Linked DNA regions of Mus musculus: region 2 is linked to region 1. Evidence: chromatin loops called from intact Hi-C (ENCODE). Cell type or tissue: gastrocnemius. All regions are shown on one strand. Each heading gives the region's core, and the rest is flanking DNA. Links, peaks and the distances in the headings are about the cores only.

Region 1 (10,409 bases), core at 701-8,700:
GCCACGTAGAATAAGTTTTTAAAAAAAAATGTCTTAAGACAACACACACATAATGTATGTATGAAATAAAATAACCCAATGAAGAAACTGAAGCCCCAAGAGGCTCCTTCTGTTCGGCACTCATGTTGCTAGCAGACAGCATCGGAGAATGGGGTTGAAGTCAGACGTGTCTAACTAGGAAATCCCTATTTTTACTGACAATAACTTACTGTTGAGAGTGGCTGGACTAGCAGCCAGCATCATCCATTTTCAGGGTTATTGAGGCAATTAAGGAAATAGTGTAGCCTGACTGTGCCTGCACAGGGAATGCATTCAGTAAAGATGTCCTTATCTAAAGCCCTTTTCTAGACCACTTAAAATTTATTCAAAACCATTTTAGTAGGAACAGTTGTAGAACTGGGAGGAACATTTCTGCCTTTAAAATGCAACTGAAAGGCTTCAACCATCTACTCTTACTTGGAGATAGTCTCTATGCCCTAAAGGTAACAGGAATAAAAGCTAGAAAATAGTAGCAGTGTAAGTTAAGGCTCTCAGAACTTCAAAGGGAGGCTGGTAGGAGACACTTACAGCCCAGATTAAGTCCTTGTGAATCTGTGCATAGGACTCCAACAATGGATGGATTCTTCATTCTAATTTTGGGAGCACAAGAAAGATGAACCAGATGATGTGAAGAAAATATTTCAAATTACTGTAGTAAAACAGATTTTCTATGCACCGAGTATTAAGCACTTCAAATCAGCCCTTAAATTTTTTCGCCCCCTTTCAGAGGACAAACTGTGAGTTGTTTAAATAAACAAAACAAAACCCAAACCATTTTCTCAGGCACCTCTGCTTCACAAAGACACAAACAAGGCAGTTATCTTTAGGGCTCTGTCCTTGGTATAGAAGCATGCTCTAGGACTGCAACTCCTGAAGACAACTGTTAAATCTCAGTAACGGGAATTGCTCCTGGAGGGGATTAAGAAGCTCAAGGAGGAGGTGTCTTCTTGTAAGCCACTTTACACCTCCCAATTTTAAATTTTACAGAGATAGCTGAAAAACTTTACGGATATATTTACTTCACAAGCGCTGAGCAACTGACGGGCCACAAACGCGGGAAGATGTGCGTGAAAGTGCTTTGGCACTGCGGGGGCTCGATTTAGCACACCCGGGGCATCCTTCCCCAAACTTAATCCGTTTCCCAAACTTCTCAAGAGCTACTCGATTCTGCGAACACGCCTAACGAAACTTTACTACCCAGTAACGAGCGGCCCGGCCGTAGGCAGAAGTCACCCGCTCGCCGCCCCGAGTGCCCCAAACGCTTCCGCAGACACTCGCGGTCCATGCCGCTGTCCCATTCCAGCTCCCCTGTCCGGAGCCCAGGACCGGCCGCACGCACTACTCACGTGTCCTCCAAATGCTGCTCCAAAGTCGCCTCCATCCCGCAGGCTGTCCGCCCCAGGCCAGGACCCCGCAGCAAAACACTTCCTCCTTCACCGCAAACCTCGATCACGTGACTTGACCGAGGCGGGCGCCTGGACGGCGTCTCCAGAGGGACGAAATTCAGCGCGGCGCCGCGTCCGCGCTCTTTACGAAAAGGCATAGCTACTACCACAGGACCAGTGATGGCTGGCTTTCGATTGGGGGTGCTGGGCCTTCAAAGCAATCTGTAGTCGGGCCTCAGGGCCTTTTCCTGACCTAGCACTTGGACTTAGTGATTTTTAACCTTTGGATTTGGTTCAAGCAATTTCCAGTCCTAACCAGACGTAGACCTGGTTTAAATTTTAAAGTAACCAGCAGGTCTGGCATGGTCTCATCTATGCAATAGGCCAATCGCTAAGAAGACAGTGCTCAGTTTCTGACCCTAGGTCAAGAGGCTGAGGTGTATACTTTACCTATCAAAGCAGAACTGGCCTCCAGGTTCTGCATCCCTCAGTTCCCACCTGGCATACCTTGCCCCCAACCCTGAACTTTCCAGCCCAGGGGCTGGGCTGCCCTTCCCTTTCTATAGGGCTCCTTTCTATAGAATCCAGACATTTTGGTCTCCTTCTCCTTTTCTCTCTCTGCACACATTCCCCCTTCTCTCTTTCTTCCTTCCTTTCCCAGGAAACTTCGCTGGCCTTGGTCCTTGGGGCCAGTGAACTCACCCACCGGCTGGCAGCTTCCCAATAAACCTGCCTTTAACATCATCTACTCTGGTTTAAATTGATTCATTTCACCAACATCGGAGGAGAAGTAACCTATCACACAGGGCCGATGGGGAGGGGTGCACACACGGGACTAAAGGAAGAGATGGCACACGTTGAAACCCCAAACTGCGTGCTGGGAAAGTGTCAGAATCTTAACATTGGTACCTTCTTTGTTCTCGTAGGTTGGCCTCGAATTCTCCCACCTTTGTCCTGTGATTTACTGCCATGTGCCATATTTAATTTGCATTGATACTTCTAATAGCTAGGTCATGGGAAGTTTTAGGGGGAAGAAATTAGGTTTAAGTTTTAGGTGTTAGTGAAGACCGTGTATTATTACTTTAAAATAACTGAGCTTTAAAATTTTTATTCCCTTTTCTGTTTTAGAGACAGTATCTCATATACCCCTCATTGCCCTCAAATTTGCAGTGTGTCCGAGGCTGGCCTTGAAGTATTGATCTCTCTGCTTTTACTTCCCAAGTGCTGGGATTACACCAACATGCCTGGGTTTAAAAACTTTAGAATAAACTAACCACTCATAGTCCTACTGTGAAGAGATGATAGTTTGATAAGGATATTTTGGAGACTATCTTTTCCATATGGCTATCTTTGCAAATGTATTATTTGAATTTTTTTTGTTTTTTGTTTTTTGTTTTTTTTTTTTTTTTGTTTTTCGAGACAGGGTTTCTCTGTGTAGCCCTGGCTGTCCTGGAACTCACTCTGTAGAGAAATGTTTTTTAAAAGCAAAATCAATATACATACTATATATACAATTCTGAATTATGTAGCAGGGATTCTTCACAGAATTTATTATAAATACCTTTTCAGGACAGTAAGTTTTTATTTACTTTGTTTGTAATAGTTGCAAAACACACCAACTTTGTTATCATAGCTACACCTAAAGTGAACTTACTGTTCATTAGTGACCAATTAAGTTGCTCTTGTGTCCCCTCCCTACCCTCTGTCCTGGTGGTACCAGGTTCTGTGCTGGTTGAATATTCTTTAGCCCAATATTGTGCATTTAAATTTTTTCTTCATGGTTAATTACTAGAAATAGAATTGTTTGGTCAAAAGTTATGGTCATTTTCAAGAAAAATATATATATGTATATATATTATTTACATGAAGAAGGGTTTATGAAAACAAGGGTGTGTCCATGGCTCATCTCTACCCCTTCCTGTGTAGCGTGCCTTGCACTTAGCTTCCTCTAGCAATCTGATCTCTGGCATTTACTCAGTCTGTTTTTTGATCTGGTGCCCATAATAGAAGAGGCCAAGGCTTAGCCACCCGCTCACCATTCACCATATTGTTAAAATGAAGCTCGCAGAATTATTATTACTTTTTAACTTTACAGTGCAGGGTTATCTCTAACATGTGATTCTCCTGCCTCAGCCTTCTAATGCTCTAATATGAGCCCCATATTTGGCTATGCTTCCAGAATTGTGTGTTTGTATGTATGTTCATGTGTGTCTTGATGCATGTGTATACTTGGATTCAGTGTGTTTGCAGATATTCATGCACGTATGTGCATGTGCAGTTGGGGGTCAGAGGTCAGCCTTGTCTTGTTCCTCAGGTGCCATTAAACTCTTTTGTTTGAGACAGGGTCTATCGATAGTTTGGGGCTTGATTAGGCTAGCCTGACTGGCCAGCTTCCCCAGGGATCTCCCTGTCCCAACCCATCTCAGCCTTTTCAATGTTGGGATTACATGTGTGCCACCATGCCCCAGGCAGTTATCCATGGGATCTGGAAACCAAGCCCATGTCTTCATGCTTGCAAGGTAAGAATGCTGACTAAGACATCTCCCCAGCTCCTGGCTCTAGAATTCTAACTTTCTTGGGATTCCAGTTTATGGGGTGTAATTTGGGCTTTGGAGAAATTACCTGAGTTATCAGGTAACACAATGTGGGCTATTCAGATTTTAGAACAGCACTCTAGAGATACCCTTAAAAGATAGCGTTAGAGCTGCGTAGCAGAGAGCATGCTGATGATCCCAGTACTTGGGAGGCTGGGCTAGGTGTTTAAAAACCTATTAGATACTATTCAAAGTAAAGTTTGCCCCAGTTGTCTTAAGAGAAAGCTAACACTATGCCTAAGGGAACAGTATCAGCTCTGCCTCCCTGTGGTCTCAAGTGGTAAAAATGTTACTGAATTGAGACCGCTTGGTTTGACCATTCTGTCTTGTTCTGTTAAGCGCCAAGCATCTGGCTTACCTAGGACTTTACTCAGGCTAGGTAAGTACTCTATGCCTGAGCTTTACCCTTAGCCCAGTTCTGCCTTTCTGAACCTCCACATTACTATTCAAACAGATATAATGTGAACCCCCTTTGTAGTTTTAAATAACCTGGGAGCCACATAAGGAAAACAGAAGAAATTAATTTTAACATGATTTTGTGTATCTAAGAAGTTATTTCAATATATAATTACTTTTAAAAAATACATTATTTTTCTCCCATCTTAAGTCCTTAAAATATGAAGTCTAGTTGCACTTTGTCACATTGCAGTTCAGACCGACCACATTTCAAGTACTCAGTCCCTTGAGTGAACATTGGCTCCTGTATTGTCAAATAGGTCTCCAGGGTATATCAAATAATCTCAAAGCCAGAAAAATGATTAAAAGATTTTCAGAATGCCTACAGCTTCTTAAGGTCTAAGCTAGGCCTTTCAGGGGAAGAGAAGAAATCAGGAAGAGGGAGGATTTGATGTGTGGGAAGTGACGGGGATAGGCTGTTGTCTCTCTGTCTCGCTTCCTTTGGTCCTGCACAGCTGGGTTGAGGGGAAGGAAAGCTATGTAAGCAGCCAAGTGCTGGGAACTAGGGTGGTGCTTCTGGGGGATGTCAGCTTTGCAACGCTTTCTGCTTTCTTTAGCATTCAGGGTCCTTGATGACTCCTCCAGTTTTGAATGCTGGGAGCTGGTTCTGGAATGATGGCGGGAAATCCCAAGCACCCATATCAGAGCATTGGACTCGATGGGTTGGAGTTTTTCTGTGTTTACTTAGCAGAAATGGATAGAATGCCTTCTCCATCTCCCCATGTGAGGCCCACGGAGAAACAGCTGGCTGTGTTAGCATTTTGTCTAAGCTCCGCCCCACAGTTACCTGGCAATGGCCAGGTATGCCTGACTCACTATAAAAGGGGTTACTTGCCCCCTCCTCCCTCTTGTTCTCTTGCCTCCCTGCTCTCACTCTGTCCTCTTGCCCCTTCTCCCTCTCTCCCCATCCACCCCACCACCACCACATGTCATGGCTCTAGCCTCTTCTCTTCTACTCTGTCTCTCTGCTTTTCTTTGTCTCTACTACCTCTCAACTCCCCTCCCCATGCCCTGAATAAACTGTTCTATACTATACTGTCTGTTGTGTGGCTGTGCGGCTCAGGGGGAAAGGATACCTCAGCATGGGCCAGCAGAGGAACCCCCCTTCCTCCACACCTGACTACACCTCCACCAAACATATTCCTCCCCTCTCTATCTTTTTATAAAACACAGCAGGCTACGCACTTCCTGGGGACACTGTTTATTAACATCTCTGTTTGAACGAAGGGCATTGGGGTTCCTTGTGGTATTGTCACAATACTTTGCTTTGCTTGATCTTCCTTCCCAACTTGTCTCCCCATTTTTTTGCTCCTGCTCTCAATACTCTTCTACCCTCACTAGTCCAATGTCTCTTCTTAAGTCTCCTATTTCTATCACATACCTCTAGCCCTTCCTTTAAACCTATTTCCCCCACCCCCATGATCTCCTTTCTAGAGGAGAGTTTAGATGGCATCCTTTGTGGAGCGAGATTTATATAAAGACTATGAAGTCTTTAACTTCAGTTTCTTTTGTTTCTCCCCTTCCTGCAAACAAGCTCTGAGAAAGGAGAGTTGCGGGTAGGCGCAACAGAGAATGTGAAAGTCCACATATCCCACTAAGGAGTGGAAGGAGGTACCGGGCCAGAACTCCAGATATTACATGCTGTCTTGGTGCTGTTTCCTTTGCCTTGACTCCTGCATAGACTCTGATAGACTCACTTAGGTACAGTATTGGTGGGCTATAGTGGTGTACCACTGTAATCCCAGCACTCAGGTTTTCTATGAATGTGAGCCTACCTGGACTACCTAGTAAGTTTGAAGACGGCCCGAGCTACACAAAAAGACCCTGTCAAAAATAATAAAAAATAAAAAGAAGATGGGGGGTATCTTTAATGGTGGGTCCAGCTCTGGGCACTGAGAGATGTGTTATCCCAGGGCTACCAACACTGGCCTCTGGACAACTCGAGTGCTTAGTCACAAGCCTTCAGTGCAATGAACCCTAATGAGCCACTAGGGGGCACCAAGGCCACAGAAAACTGCAAAATGAAGGGCCTAAGGAGTGTGTGTGTGTGTGTTCACTTGTAGGGGGTGAGGGCTGGAAGGAGGATGTATAAGCCTGCTGAGTTATTAGAGAGTGGAGAGTGTTAAATATCAAATGCGGGTGTCCTTGGAGTCAGAGGCATACATTTGAATCCTGGTAGCCAGGGCACCAGCCTCCCATGGGATCTCTGAGTGTCTGGGGAGCCTTTGATATAGGGGTACTGTATTCTGGTTCATCCAGGTGTGGGGAGGATAGCATGGGTTACCTTGTGTAAGAGAGGTTGGTGTGTTATGAAAGTCAATTTGAATAAGAAAATCTGTTTGTCTCCTTAGGTTGATTATAATCCAGATGATGCACAGGAGAAAATCACAGTGCCAAGAGATTGCTGCAGCCATCAGTCTCATATCCAAGAGATTGCTGCAGCCATCAGTCTCATATCCAAGAGATTGCTGCAGATATCAGTCTCATATCCAAGAGATTGCTGCAGCCATCAGTCTCATATCCAAGAGATTGCTGCAGATATCAGTCTCATATCCAAGAGATTGCTGCAGCCATCTGTCTCATATCCAAGAGATTGCTGCAGATATCAGTCTCATATCCAAGAGATTGCTGCAGCCATCAGTCTCATATCCAAGAGATTGCTGCAGATATCAGTCTCATATCCAAGAGATTGCTGCAGATATCAGTCTCATATCCAAGAGATTGCTGCAGATATCAGTCTCATATCCAAGAGATTGCTGCAGATATCAGTCTCATATCCACAGGAGAAGCTGAATCTACATAGCTTCCCTATAAAGCTGTGCCAAATGCCATAGTTATATTGATGTTATTATTAGATTTTCTACATATTCTATGTAAAATTATAAAGTACAATGAGAAAAAAAATCACCTGAAGCTCTAGCCCTGACTCTAAGAAGAAAAAGTCAAAAGTCAAGTAGAGCGGGCAGGAGGTAGGTAAGGTGGAGACAGGGAAGGTGTGTCACGGGGAATGCCAAAGTTTTGGCAGCTCAAGCATCTCATTCTAAGCTGCAGCATAGGGCTCTAGTGGGTGCCAGGGGTCGGGGGTCAGAGGTGGGCGGGCTCTAGTGGGTGCCAGGGGTCGGGGGTCAGAGGTGGGCGGGCTCTAGTGGGTGCCAGGGGTTGGGGGCCAGAGGTGGGTGGTCTCTAGTGGGTGCCAGGGGTCAGGGGTCAGAGGTGGGTGGGCTCTAGTGGGTGTCAGGGATCGGAGGTCAGAGGTGGACAGCACTGAGACTTGAGACCAGGTATAAACTTGGCTCTTGTTCATAGTATTAGTGGCATTAGCGGTTAGTGTGTAGGAGCTGATAACTATGTGACCAGGGACACACCCTTAATCACCACATTCCCCTCCCCCCCCTTTTTGTAGTAGCTAATATTACTATCTTTTGGTTACAGTTAAAAATGCAAAGCTCAGAAAACAACGCTGGGTACAGTCTCATACAACTGTAGTTCCAGAACACTGGAGGCAGAGGCCACAAGTTTGACAAGCTAGTCAGTTCTACACAGAGAGTTCCAAGCCAGCCAGGGCTACACAGATAATCTTGTCTATACCTAAACAAAACTTTGGCCAGATCGTCCTGCTTGAAAGTGGTGGAGTCTAATTGTTACTCTCCCCTGTATACTGCCCGACTCTGCCTAGAACACGGTCCTGGAATTCAGGTGCAGAGGTGGTGGAGACCCAGTGCACACCTCTTACTCTCGATATGACATATGAGGTCCAGAGAGGAGAGGTGTCTACTTTACAACATAAACCTCTTTTTGACATGGAATTCGATATTCCAAGCATCTCTAGCATGCTGCCAGATGCTATTGAACTGTAGTTAAATCTGCTTCAGAGGGAGTCACTGTTTTAAGTTAAATGTTAATCTCCCCCCATATTCGCATGTGAGGATCCAAAATCAAGTGCCTTAGATTGTGGGCATGTTTGCAGACAGGGCCTTTATAGATGGCAATCAAGTTAAAATGAAGAAGACATTAGTGTGGGCATTAACCTTATGTAATTGACATCCTTATATAACAAGACATGCACAGGGGAAAGGCAGGCTCCAGCTGCAAACATCTGTCTATAGGCCAAGGAGAGAAGCCTCGAACATATTTCTTCCTCACAGTCCTCAGAAGGAAACTATTCTGCCAAAACTTTGATTTGGGGCTTCTATTCTCCAGACTTGAGGGTAAACCACTCAATTGGTGATTCATTATAATGGTATCCCTGGGGAATGAGGGCCTTCATGAATCCAGAAAGCCCACAAGTCAAGCAGGATCATAGATACTTGGTGACTCTTTGTTAACAGAAGTACTAGTTGGAACGATTACCCTCCCAGAGGCAAAAAGAGAACAGATGAGCTTTCCAGCTTGCTCCCAGTATTGTTCTGTGGCTAAGATAGTTTTCTTCCATTGGACCTTGGCCAACCTATTTAACTTGGGCTTTGGATCTTCCTTTAAAGCTTTTATAGACATATGTGCCATGTACTTATGTCTTATGTGTTGGTGTGTGAGTGTGTGTGTGTGTGTGTGTGTGTGTGGGTGTGTGTGTGTGTGTGTACTATCATGCTCAGGAACTGCCTACATACTTTGAGACAGCATCTCTCATTGTCTTATAATTAACCAAAGAGGCTAGACTACCTGGCCAGCAATCCCAGGAATCTCTCTGTCTCTGTTGCTCATTGCAAGCGTATACTACCTTGCCCGGCATTTTTATACACATCTGGGGGTTGAATTCAGGTGTTCATGCTTTCAAGGTTTTACCAATGAGCCACACCTTCACCTCTTTGAACCTATTTTATATCAGAGCCTCAGCCTTAGAAGGTCCTAAAGAAACATGTAGTGAGCAAATGGGTGGGAAGATAAGCTGATGGCCACTCTTATCCAAGCTTCTCCAGCCATGGAGTAGGCAAGGACATAGGGATGGGGCTGTCAGTAAGTGAAGGATAAAGTTAGTCACTGTGTCCCAAAGCTGAGCTGAGTCCTGAGTCTAGAAGACACAGTGAAATATATTTTCGATGAGTCAAGGTGGGCTAAAAACATTTTGGAACAGGAAGCAATTTTTCCTTTGCTTTATTAATTTTGCTCCCAAGGATAAATGAGATACAGACTTCTATATCCAAGCCTTTATTAGATGCCCAGTTAATGCAACCATGACAAATGGGAATGAAGCCCTTATGAATAAAAAGATGATCAACACCAGCCTAAAAAAAAATTACAGAACAGAGAAAAGACAGCTTAGAGGAGCTGATAAAATACCCTGGCCTTAATTAGACTGTCTGCATCACGCATCAAATCAGACTTAATGTTAAGATTTATTGATTTAGAATTGGCTAAGTGAAATGAATTCTTGAAAATAAATGGAAAAGAAATTACCTGTATTAAATGTATTTCCAGGGCAGGCCTGTGCAGTGAGGCCCTTAGCTAAAGCAGGCTTATCTTTGCCTTGGCTATGTGTCACTCTACCCAATGACATGACTCTTGTGAGCCCAAGGTGGGTTCCAGAGACCCTATCTGTGGGGTTACACTGGATCCCATTGCCACCCAGCCCTGCCATTGCCCTAGCAGAGTCCTTGTTGTCAGGGAAACATCCTCATGTCTTTATTTCACCACCTACACCCTCAGTAAAGAACTACTGATTCTTACCTCAGGGGAAAGGGTGGTGGAGAGCAATCGTTCCCGATCTGTGTTTGCCCCTTTGGCAAACTTCTACCTCCAAAATATTTCCATTACAATTCATAACAACAGCAAAATGACAGTAGCAGTGAAAATAATTTTAATACACAGGAACTGCATTAAAGGGTCGCAGCCTTCGGAAGGGTGAGGACCGCTGCTGTAGAGACAGATGACCTCCTCATCTCTGCCCACTCTAACAGGTAGCAGAGTGTGTTTTCTTCCTGACTGCCAGTCTACGCTG
Region 2 (10,409 bases), core at 967-8,966, 57 kb before region 1:
GGAAGAAGAAACCAGCTGAGCTGCCTAGAAGCTTAAGCTAACCTAGCTACCTGGAAAGAATATTCTCCAATTATTGTGTAGTGTACTGGGCTGGGCTTTTATCAGTTATCTTTGAGTCATTTCTCTTCCTATGGTTAACTCTCCATCCATATTTTTGTAAGGAATTCCAATAAAACTCACTGATTCACCAAATTAGATTTGGGTGGTATCTGTACTTTGCTTTGTAATTGGTTCCCTATCCAAGGTAAGTAGACATTTGTTCATGTCTTTCCAGTAAGTGTCACACAACATATTCATATAGCACTTACCATGTGCCTAATACTGTTTATAAGCTCTTTACATATTCTGACCTATTTAACTTCAGTGAGAAGATTCCATTTAGATTTTTCAATAATCTCTAATTGATAGATAGTAAAGCTAAAGTCCAGAGGGATTGATAGTAACTCTGAGGCCCACAGCATAGCTGGCATTAATCCAAATTGGCTGGTTTATGCTCTTCATCACTACCTTATTAAGTATTTATATATAAAAATACAATTACAATAGAGTTTAATCATAAAAAAGTTATAGCAGTTTTTTTTACAACAATAGTAAAAGAATATATATGCAAAGCTTTGTAAGTATACTAAGACTCCCTGACGTTTAGATCTTATATGGGTAAGCTGTATGCCAGCAATTACATATATATTTTGAGACAAGGTTTTTCTCTGTAGCCCAGCCTGAGGTGGAACTCAATATATAACCTAGGCTAGCTTCAAAAAAAATTTTTTTTTGAGACAGGGTTTCTCTGTATAGCCCTGGCTGTCCTGGAACTCACTTTGTAGACCAGGCTGGCCTCGAACTCAGAAATCCACCTGCCTCTGCCTCCCAAGTGCTGGGATTAAAGGTGTGCGCCACCACACCTGGCTTAGCTTCAAATTTTTAACCATCCTTCTGCCCCAGCCTGCCATATAAAAATCTGTCTTTAAAACTTTCCACAAACCACAAGTTCATCACTTTATAATGCAAACTAGATCCCAACATGATTGATTGCTCATAGATAAAATACGTACTTTTCTTGGTATCTGAGAAAACAAACCTTGCTCCCAAGAGACCACTCATTTTACTTCAGGAGATGAGACAGAAAATTTTAATCTACTACTATGGAAGGGGAAAATGTTCAGTCTCGAGTTTTAGGCTTGTTTTCATATACCAGGAAATTAAACAGATCTCAATGTCTACAATAAATTCATATTGCAACTATAATTGTGAGGATATATATACACAATAAAACCCAGGAAGAATAAAGAGGGAAAGAACATTGAAATTATACTGATATTTTTAAAGTTGTGCATATACTTTTGCTTTTTCTTTCATAAACACTATGATTCTCCTCACTGAGGACAGTTGCCCTCCTGGATCTGACCACTGATCACTTGGAGACAAGAGGAAAGCTTGGATTGCTTTTCAACAATTTTATTGACAACACCCAAAGAAGAGTTTCAGGTCTTTGCCCTTTAAACCATGGGTCATTTTTATCCTTTCTCAGCCCTCTTCAAGGAACATGTGTAAATACAAGTTGCTAAAACCTCACTTACACAGCTTAGTGCTTCAAAGAACACAAAGGAAATGACATCAAAATAAATCAATCACAGCAAGTCTTCTCAATGCTTGCTTTCTATTTCAATGAGCATTTGTTTGAAGTCAAATACAAGCAGAATATATAAATGACTATACTTTTAATGCTTAGGACCTCATTTTGTTGTCATGGACAAACATATGTAACAAACTTATTTTTGACCCTTGTTGTCAAAAGGTGATGGCCTTTACTGTTAGCATTAAACTTATCAGTCTTCTTGGCTCCAGGAAGCACACCAGTTCCCTTGGAAGCCTTCCTCACACTGTCTGAAGTGGCAAAAGCAGCTTCTCTGAAGCTCCCCGATGCTCTCAAAGGACAAGCCACTAAGCTGTTTGTCCTTTTTCCATCTCCTTCAGTTCTTTTTTTTCTCAGTTCTAGTTTCTAGTTCTCAGTTTGCTTCCCTCAAGCTCCTGCCATTAGGTCTGAGAAACTACACTGACTGGTCCTTATCTTGCCTCTGCATCAGTGAATCACCTGCGTTAATCAATTTAGGCTGAAAACAGTCACTCCAAGTTTTTCTGGATTGACTATTCCACTGAGTAATCAGGTTAAGGTTTAACTTCAATTCCTGTTTTTTTAGTATTCATATAATCTTAAAATAGATGAACACACCTCTGAAAAGTTCTTTATGCTTTTTTAGAGATTGTGTGTACAACTACTTTATCTCCCAATATCCAAGTTTTTATTTTTCAGTATCATTTTCCACTAAAGAGAACAGGAATGTTCTTGTAGGAATGATAGATTCCACATCTGAGGCAAAAATGTATCAGGCATGCCTGGAACAGAATAATGGAGCAGGGGAGAATGTGAATAGGATTATAGACTTAAAGAAAAATAAGACGGACATGATCTTATAATTGCTGAGACTCTGTGTTCAGGACATGAGGTGGTCTTCAGGAAATACCCTACTATTGTACATTTTTAAACTAAAATCCTACAAGGAAAATTTCTCTTGCTAATCCCTGCCCCTAAGAGCAATCTCTGTAACAATTTCAATAAAAGTGTAAGCATATATATGTAATCCACGATTTTTAAAACCACAACTGGTAGTTTATTATACACATTTTTTCTCTGACTGATGGCATTTTATGTTAACATTATTTAAACATCTTTTAAACATTATTTTTGCAGGCCTGGAGAGATGGCTCAGGCGTTGAAGAGTACTTGCTGCTCTTACAGAGGACTACAGTTTGTTTCCCAGGGGCCCAGATTGGTGACTCACAACCCTGTAACTCCAGCTTCAGGGGCTCTATCACCCTCTCTGGCTTCTCTGGATATTAGAACACTACCATACATACAGACATTCACATAAATATTTTTATGACAAAGTCTCGTTATACAGTCTTGGCTGGCCTAGTATTCACTATATAGACAACTCTGGTCTTGAATTTACAGAGATCTGCCTGCTTCTGACTTTCAAGTGGTAGGATTAAAGGGGTACACCATCATGCACTGCTAAATAAATCTTTAAAAGAATTTTTTTTCCCAGTACTAGGAATTGAACCTAGAGCTTCACATAGGTGTCCAAGGGTCCTGAGCTATGTCTCCAGACTTTTGTGTAGGGGTGGTTTTAAGACAGAATCTCACCAAGTTACCAAGTTACTCTAGCTAATGAAGAAAGCAATTGTGATCCTATCCGCAAGAGCAGCTGGGATACAGGTGTTCCAAAAGCCACATAACAGCTACTTTTAATATACAAATATGTCTATGCTTTATAGTATTTTGCGGTTTATAACTTACATATTGAGCTTCTTTCAAATCTTTTTGCTGTGACCAAGAGAGTTTGGCCCAACTGTTCACCAATTTCAGGGTTATATACCAACAAAACAAAACGGTTGAAATAGGGCTAATCAGGTTGCTGTATCTAATCTTCAAGTAGCTTATAAATTTAGAATTCAAGTTTTGGGGAAGGGCATTCTTATCACCTTGTAAAATGTCCTGTTTTAAAACACATTCTCTACTCAGTCTTAGAAGATGTAAATACCAAAATCTTTCTCATCTCTCCTAGGTACATTTTTGGGAAGACTGCAAAAAGCCTATTTCCTCTCACCAGGAGGTAAACGCTAGTGGGATAGACTACGCATCTAATCTCATGATCACCAGTATTACATAAGCTTAAGAGATTCAGGTGCATGGGGTCGCAGAGGTGGGAGACGGGAGGCGTTTAGACGGGAATCACGGTTAAAGGAGTCAAAGGAAGTGGATATAGGAGGGAGCAAGGTGGCCATGTTACTGGGTCCTACTATGGATTAATCGGAGTGCTGGAGTCCTAGAAACGAGATAAATGTAGTGTCCGCACAGTGAGAAGTGTGACACATTAAAGCAAAGCACAGCTATATTATGTCTCACACATCTTTTATAAATGCAAACCTTACAGGGATTCACAACATAAAGCAGGAAGCAAAAATCTGCAAGTGGTCCTGCAGGTCGGACCAGTAAGTGGGCTTGCAGGACACTGCGGGCCCTAAGGCGGCCACTGAGACTGGCCAGGGCTCCGCGGCGCTGTTCCCTGTGTCCGCGGGCGGGCAGTGACTCGGTACCGCCCAGGGCGTCAGCGTGACCCGAGGCTCTGTGAACCCTGAACTCACCGCCCCAGCGGGCCGCACAGACCGGGGCAGGCGTTTTCTCGCGCACGGGGGTGGGGCTTTTTCAGGCAGCTAACTAAGATGGTGTCGGCTGGACTGTCCGGGACAGCTGCCTAGGCGGATCGAGTGAGGGCCAGCAGCCGGAAGGACCACCGAGCCCATTGTCCCGCCCAGACAGGACAGTGAGGAGCCCGCAAGTTCCAGACTCGAAGGACCGAAGCACAGGCAAGTACGCCGTAAGGACCTAACAAATGTTTAAGAGAACGCCGAAAGCGCGGGGAGGCGGGCCTGACTCACTGTCACCATCTCGCGACAGCAAAGTGACGTCGCACAGCAAGCGCGTGGTCTTAGTCTTTCACCTTCAGACGCCTCAGTTTATGGGCCTACTCCTTTAAGTGAGTGATGGACAGCGCTTTTATCCAATCATGTTCCTCGTCAACATCCAATCAGATTTAAACTTTCTTCAGCCGCCGGAGAAGTTGGAAGACTGGGGTCGAAAGAGAGCGAGCGAGTGAGCGAGTGAGCGAGCGAGCTCTTTGTCTCTCGCGAGATCGGAGAGAGCCAAATTCTCAGGAAAAAACGCCTGAACTGATGTCCAGACTTCCCGATAGTGATTTAAAAGACGTGGCCACAAACCAATGAAAGGGAAGAGAAGGTGGGATCGCTGCGTTCGCCGTGCTAGAAGTACCGTTACAGGGCAGAGTTTTTGTCCAATCAACGCTTCTAGGCTTTGGGTCAGGTGACCATGAAGTGCGAGGGGCGGAGCTACAGCCTGGCGCGAGGAACCGTTAAGATAGACAACGAATATAACCAATGAGGTACTGGGATTAGGGCGTTGGGAACCCAATAACAGCGTCGGGGCGGGCGCCTTCCCGGAGCGCGGGGAGATGTAAAGACGGACAAATAGTTTTTCCAATGAGAAGGCTGAAGAGTGAATTAATTGACCAATGAGGTCTGCGGGGCGGGAGCCTTTGCCGCGGCGGAGTCCAAGATGGCGGCGTGCGAGTCCGCTGTGTGAAACGAGCGCGGGGTGGCGGGTTAGTCAGCTCCGCAGAGACGACCTCCGGCGACCCTCAACAATGAAAGGAAAGGAGCGCTCGCCGGTCAAGCCCAAGCGCTCCCGTGGCGGTGAGGACTCCAGTTCTCGTGGGGAGCGGAGCAAGAAGTTAGGGGGCTCCGGCGGCAGCAATGGGAGCAGCAGCGGGAAGACGGACAGCGGCGGGTCGCGGCGGAGCCTTCATCTGGACAAGTCCAGCAGCCGGGGCGGCAGCCGCGAGTACGAGACCGGCGGGGGCAGCTCCAGTAGCCGCTTGCACAGTTACAGCTCCCCGAGCACCAAAAATTCCTCAGGCGGGGGCGAGTCGCGCAGCAGCTCCCGGGGTGGAGGCGGGGAGTCACGTTCCTCCGGGGCCGCCTCCTCCGCGCCCGGCGGCGGGGACGGCGTGGAGTACAAGACCCTGAAGATCAGCGAGCTGGGGTCCCAGCTGAGCGACGAGGCGGTGGAGGACGGGCTGTTTCACGAGTTCAAACGCTTCGGTGATGTAAGTGTCAAAATCAGTCACCTCTCAGGTTCTGGCAGCGGGGATGAGCGGGTAGCCTTTGTGAACTTCCGGAGGCCAGAGGACGCGAGGGCGGCCAAGCATGCCAGAGGCCGCCTGGTGCTCTATGACCGGCCTCTGAAGATAGAAGCCGTGTACGTGAGCCGGCGCCGCAGCCGCTCCCCGTTAGACAAAGATGCTTACGCCCCGTCATCCAGCGTGGTCGGGACCTCAGTCGGTAGCCACCGGCACGCCCCTGGAGGAGGGGGAGGTCAGAGGTCGCTTTCCCCTGGAGGTGCTGCTCTGGGATACAGAGACTACCGGTTGCAGCAGTTGGCCCTGGGCCGCCTGCCTCCTCCACCCCCGCCACCATTGCCCCGAGAGCTGGAAAGAGAACGAGACTATCCGTTCTATGACCGGGTGCGCCCGGCCTACAGCCTGGAGCCGAGGGTGGGAGCTGGAGCAGGTGCGGCTCCTTTCCGAGAAGTGGATGAGATATCACCTGAGGACGATCAGCGTGCCAACCGGACACTTTTCTTGGGCAACTTAGATATCACTGTGACGGAAAATGATCTCAGAAGGGCTTTTGATCGTTTTGGAGTCATCACAGAAGTGGACATTAAGAGGCCTTCTCGAGGCCAGACCAGTACCTATGGCTTTCTCAAATTTGAGAATCTAGACATGTCTCACAGGGCCAAACTTGCAATGTCTGGCAAAATTATAATTCGGAATCCAATCAAGATTGGTTATGGTAAAGCCACACCCACTACCCGACTTTGGGTGGGTGGTCTGGGACCCTGGGTGCCTCTTGCTGCCCTGGCACGAGAATTTGACCGATTTGGCACCATTCGAACCATAGACTACCGTAAAGGTGACAGTTGGGCATATATACAGTATGAAAGTTTGGATGCAGCTCATGCTGCCTGGACCCATATGCGTGGATTCCCACTTGGTGGCCCAGATCGTCGCCTCAGGGTAGACTTTGCAGACACAGAACATCGTTACCAGCAGCAATATCTTCAGCCTCTGCCCTTGACCCACTATGAACTAGTGACGGATACTTTTGGACATAGAGCACCTGACCCTTTGAGGAGTGCTCGGGACAGGACACCACCCTTACTATACAGAGATCGTGATAGGGACCTTTATACTGATTCTGACTGGGTGCCACCCCCACCACCGGTTCGAGAACGCAGTGCTCGGGCTGCAACTAGTGCTGTCACTGCTTATGAGCCACTAGATAGCTTGGATCGAAGGAGGGATGGCTGGTCACTGGACAGGGACAGAGGTGATCGGGACTTGCCCAGCAGCAGGGACCAGCCAAGGAAGCGAAGGCTGCCTGAGGAAAGTGGAGGACGGCATCTTGATAGATCACCTGAGAGTGAACGGCCTCGAAAACAGCGTCACTGCACTCCTTCTCCTGACCGAAGTCCAGAACTGAGCAGTAACAGAGATCGCTACAACAGTGACAATGATCGATCATCTCGTCTTCTCCTCTTGGAAAGGTCTTCCCCAGTCAGAGATAGACGGGGCAGTTTGGAGAAGAGCCAGAGCGACAAGCGAGACCGTAAAAACTCTGCATCAGCTGAACGGGATAGGAAGCATCGGACAGCTGCTCCCACAGAGGGAAAAAACCCTCTGAAAAAGGAAGACCGATCTGATGGCAATGCACCCAGTGCCAGCACTTCTTCATCAAAGCAGAAGCCACCTTCCCAGAAACAGGATGGAGGGACAGCTCCTGTGGCAGCATCCTCTCCCAAACTCTGTTTGGCTTGGCAGGGCATGCTTCTACTGAAGAACAGCAACTTCCCTTCCAACATGCATCTGTTGCAGGGTGACCTCCAAGTTGCTAGCAGTCTACTTGTGGAGGGCTCAACTGGAGGCAAAGTGGCCCAACTCAAGATCACTCAGCGGCTCCGTTTGGACCAACCCAAGTTGGATGAAGTAACTCGACGCATCAAAGTGGCAGGGCCTAATGGTTATGCCATTCTCCTGGCTGTACCTGGAAGTTCTGACAGCCGATCTTCCTCTTCCTCAGCCACATCAGACACTGCCGCCTCTACTCAGAGGCCACTTAGGAACCTTGTGTCCTATTTAAAGCAAAAGCAGGCAGCTGGGGTGATCAGCCTCCCTGTGGGAGGCAATAAAGACAAGGAAAACACCGGGGTTCTTCATGCCTTCCCACCTTGTGAGTTCTCTCAGCAGTTCCTGGATTCCCCTGCCAAGGCACTGGCCAAATCTGAAGAAGATTACCTGGTCATGATCATTGTCCGTGGTGCGTCCTAAAGTCCATGTGTAACTTGTATTTACTACTTGACATGGTTCCTTGTTTTGTGATGTGTAATGGGATATAGCATCAGATGAAAATTTCTTTCAATTAGTTTAGTTGATTTTTTTTTTATATATATATATTTTTGTAAACCTTAAAATAGATATTAGGGCAGTTAGTTACTAAGTGAAAGGGATGCCCTGAGGTAGCGGGAAGATAGGTTGCTTTAATTAGGAGTTCTTACCCTCATAATTTTTCTTTAGGTTTTTTTTTTCCTTTTTCAATTTTGAGGGTTTCTTTTTTTTTAAATCCTCAAAATGATAAAACCCCCAATTTTTAAAATTATAATTTGGAGAAAAGTACCTTCTGATAATATTTACTCTGTACTGAAAATGATTTGATTGGTGCATAGAAAATTTAAACTAGAAGCATTGTGTGACAAAAATTTGATCAGGTGTTGCAAAGTCCAATTACTTTAATCAGGTGTTTGAGTATTTCTTTAAATATACAGTTTATTCCCAGAAAGTTTGCTTTAACATATTAGTTTTTGAGTTTTGTATCCCATGTTTGTAGCAGTAACGGGTAAAAGTTGAGGCTTGTGTTATAAACCATTTACATCTTAAACTGGTATGCAAGAAATGAGTAAATGCTTTTAAAATGAGAATTTGTTGGTAAGTTAGGTGCACGATAGTGTTCTTACTGACTTGAGAGGTGTAGCTAATACAGTTTTATTGTGCATACTTCAAAACCAAAAATGAAGGTTTCTGTATCCACTTAAGAAATTTCTGGTTTCAGTAAGAGTTGCCTGCAGGCTTATAAGTAACCCTTTTATTTCCCCTAGTAGACATTAATCAGACATCTGAATTACAGAAGTTTTTAAACGGTGATTGTAAAATGCTCTCAGTATATTTGAAGAAAATGCCTTCAGGTTTTTTTTTTGTTTTTGTTTATGTTTAAACAAGAATAGTGGCATTACATTGGTGACAGTGTTTTGAATATCTTTGAAATTTAATGTTTGATATTTTTGACTGTTGCCTGGATGTAGAGGTTTGAGATTTCAGTGTTAGAAAACTTTTTTTTTTTTAATTTTGATTTTTTCATGTATTTGTAATTTACCTGCACAGGTTCCCTCCCCGTCCCCCAAGTCCTCTCTCCACAAAAATAAAGAGCTGAGGATTTGACATCTGGTTTTTAATAAGGGCTTTTGTTATTTTATAATAATGGGTTTTTTGTTTTGTTTTATGTGCTCTTCTGCTACCACTTGTGATTTCTAAGGCCATTATTAAATATGATTTTCTTCCTCAATTTAAGTACTGAGGACTTCAACAGGGCCCAATATTTAGTTACGATTAGGAACTTGAGTTTTTGGATCATGGTCATTTTTCTATTCTGTGAATGTGACTTACTCAAAGCCTTGCAGAGCCCAACTGTTTTCTTTCTGTTATCAAAGCTCGTTTGAAATAGCATCAGTAATAACCCAGAAAAAGTCACATAATTTTAGTTTTTCATTAGGACTGTATATAAAGCATGTCAGTATGAAAACCTTATCACTACATCATACTTTTTGTTTTTCACTATGTATTTATGATTTTTATTTTAATTTGGAATTTTTTGAGAAAAAGAATGTATAGGTTTCTGAGCACAAAGGTGTAAAATACTGAAATCCTCCAACTATGACTGGGTGTCTTTTGCCTCCAAAAATGCAACATTTGGCTTGAAATAAGACATCTATTTAGAAACTGATGCAAGTGTAGTCTGTGTACATGGAGTTTAAGTACAGTTTTTAGTTATCTAGGTAGATTTTTCCAGTTTAAATAATTTCGCTAGCCATTACTTTTTAGTATTTTTTTTAATAAGATAGTTGGGCAAATGATTTTGCTGTTAGAGAATGGTCTGTGAAATCTAATTTTACTGTTAATCAAATGTGTTGTGATGGTTTGCTCCATGTTTATTTGAACCCTTATCTGACACTGCTACATTTTATTAGATCTGATCAATTAGTGCTTCAGTATTTTTGAAACAGTGGCTTGATGCCATTCCCAAATGTATGTATTATGTAAATTAGTTTGGTGCTTACCAACAAAGTGCCATCTTATTTGTGTTGCCTACGCTTGTGCAGGTTCATAATATTTGTCAATTAGCCACTTAAACCTTCAGAATTTGATTGACAGCAAAGTCTATGTTTCCAATCTTATTAGCCATCAGAATCCCACATTGGATATTCTTTTAAAATTGTTAAAATTTTATTTTATGCATATGGGTGTTTTGCCTGCATGTATGTCTGCATACAACATGCTGGCTGCTCTCCAGAGGACCCAGGTTTGGTTCCCAGCACCTAGTCCCTTGGGATCCAAAATCCTCCGCTGGCCTCCCTGAATGTTCATTTTAACAGCCCCCCC

Evidence for each region. Peaks named below come from ENCODE experiments on the same cell type or tissue, not always from the same donor. Only the 100,000 strongest peaks of a DNase experiment are listed, where the experiment ranks them.
Region 2: a loop joins it to region 1, with 2.6 times the contacts of the local background. A loop is called at or near these places in 10 of 42 quality-filtered maps.

What each region holds. Positions count from the first base shown.
Region 1 is chr3:107,270,090-107,280,498 of GRCm38, reverse strand. It overlaps Lamtor5 (late endosomal/lysosomal adaptor, MAPK and MTOR activator 5), which reads right to left and starts at 1,641. Exons shown (of 4, transcript NM_026774.2): 1 at 1,386-1,641; 2 at 568-629. The coding sequence starts at 1,582. In gastrocnemius, for the core only: a CTCF peak has its summit at 4,303; DNase peaks (open chromatin) are centred at 1,518, 2,105 and 6,482; H3K4me3 peaks cover 1,330 bases; H3K27ac peaks cover 1,186 bases.
Region 2 is chr3:107,327,822-107,338,230 of GRCm38, reverse strand. Rbm15 (RNA binding motif protein 15) reads left to right here and starts at 4,942. Exons shown (of 2, transcript NM_001045807.1): 1 at 4,942-8,016. The coding sequence starts at 5,151. In gastrocnemius, for the core only: a CTCF peak has its summit at 4,104; DNase peaks (open chromatin) are centred at 6,634, 7,010, 7,245, 7,640 and 5 more places; H3K4me3 peaks cover 5,199 bases; H3K27ac peaks cover 5,088 bases.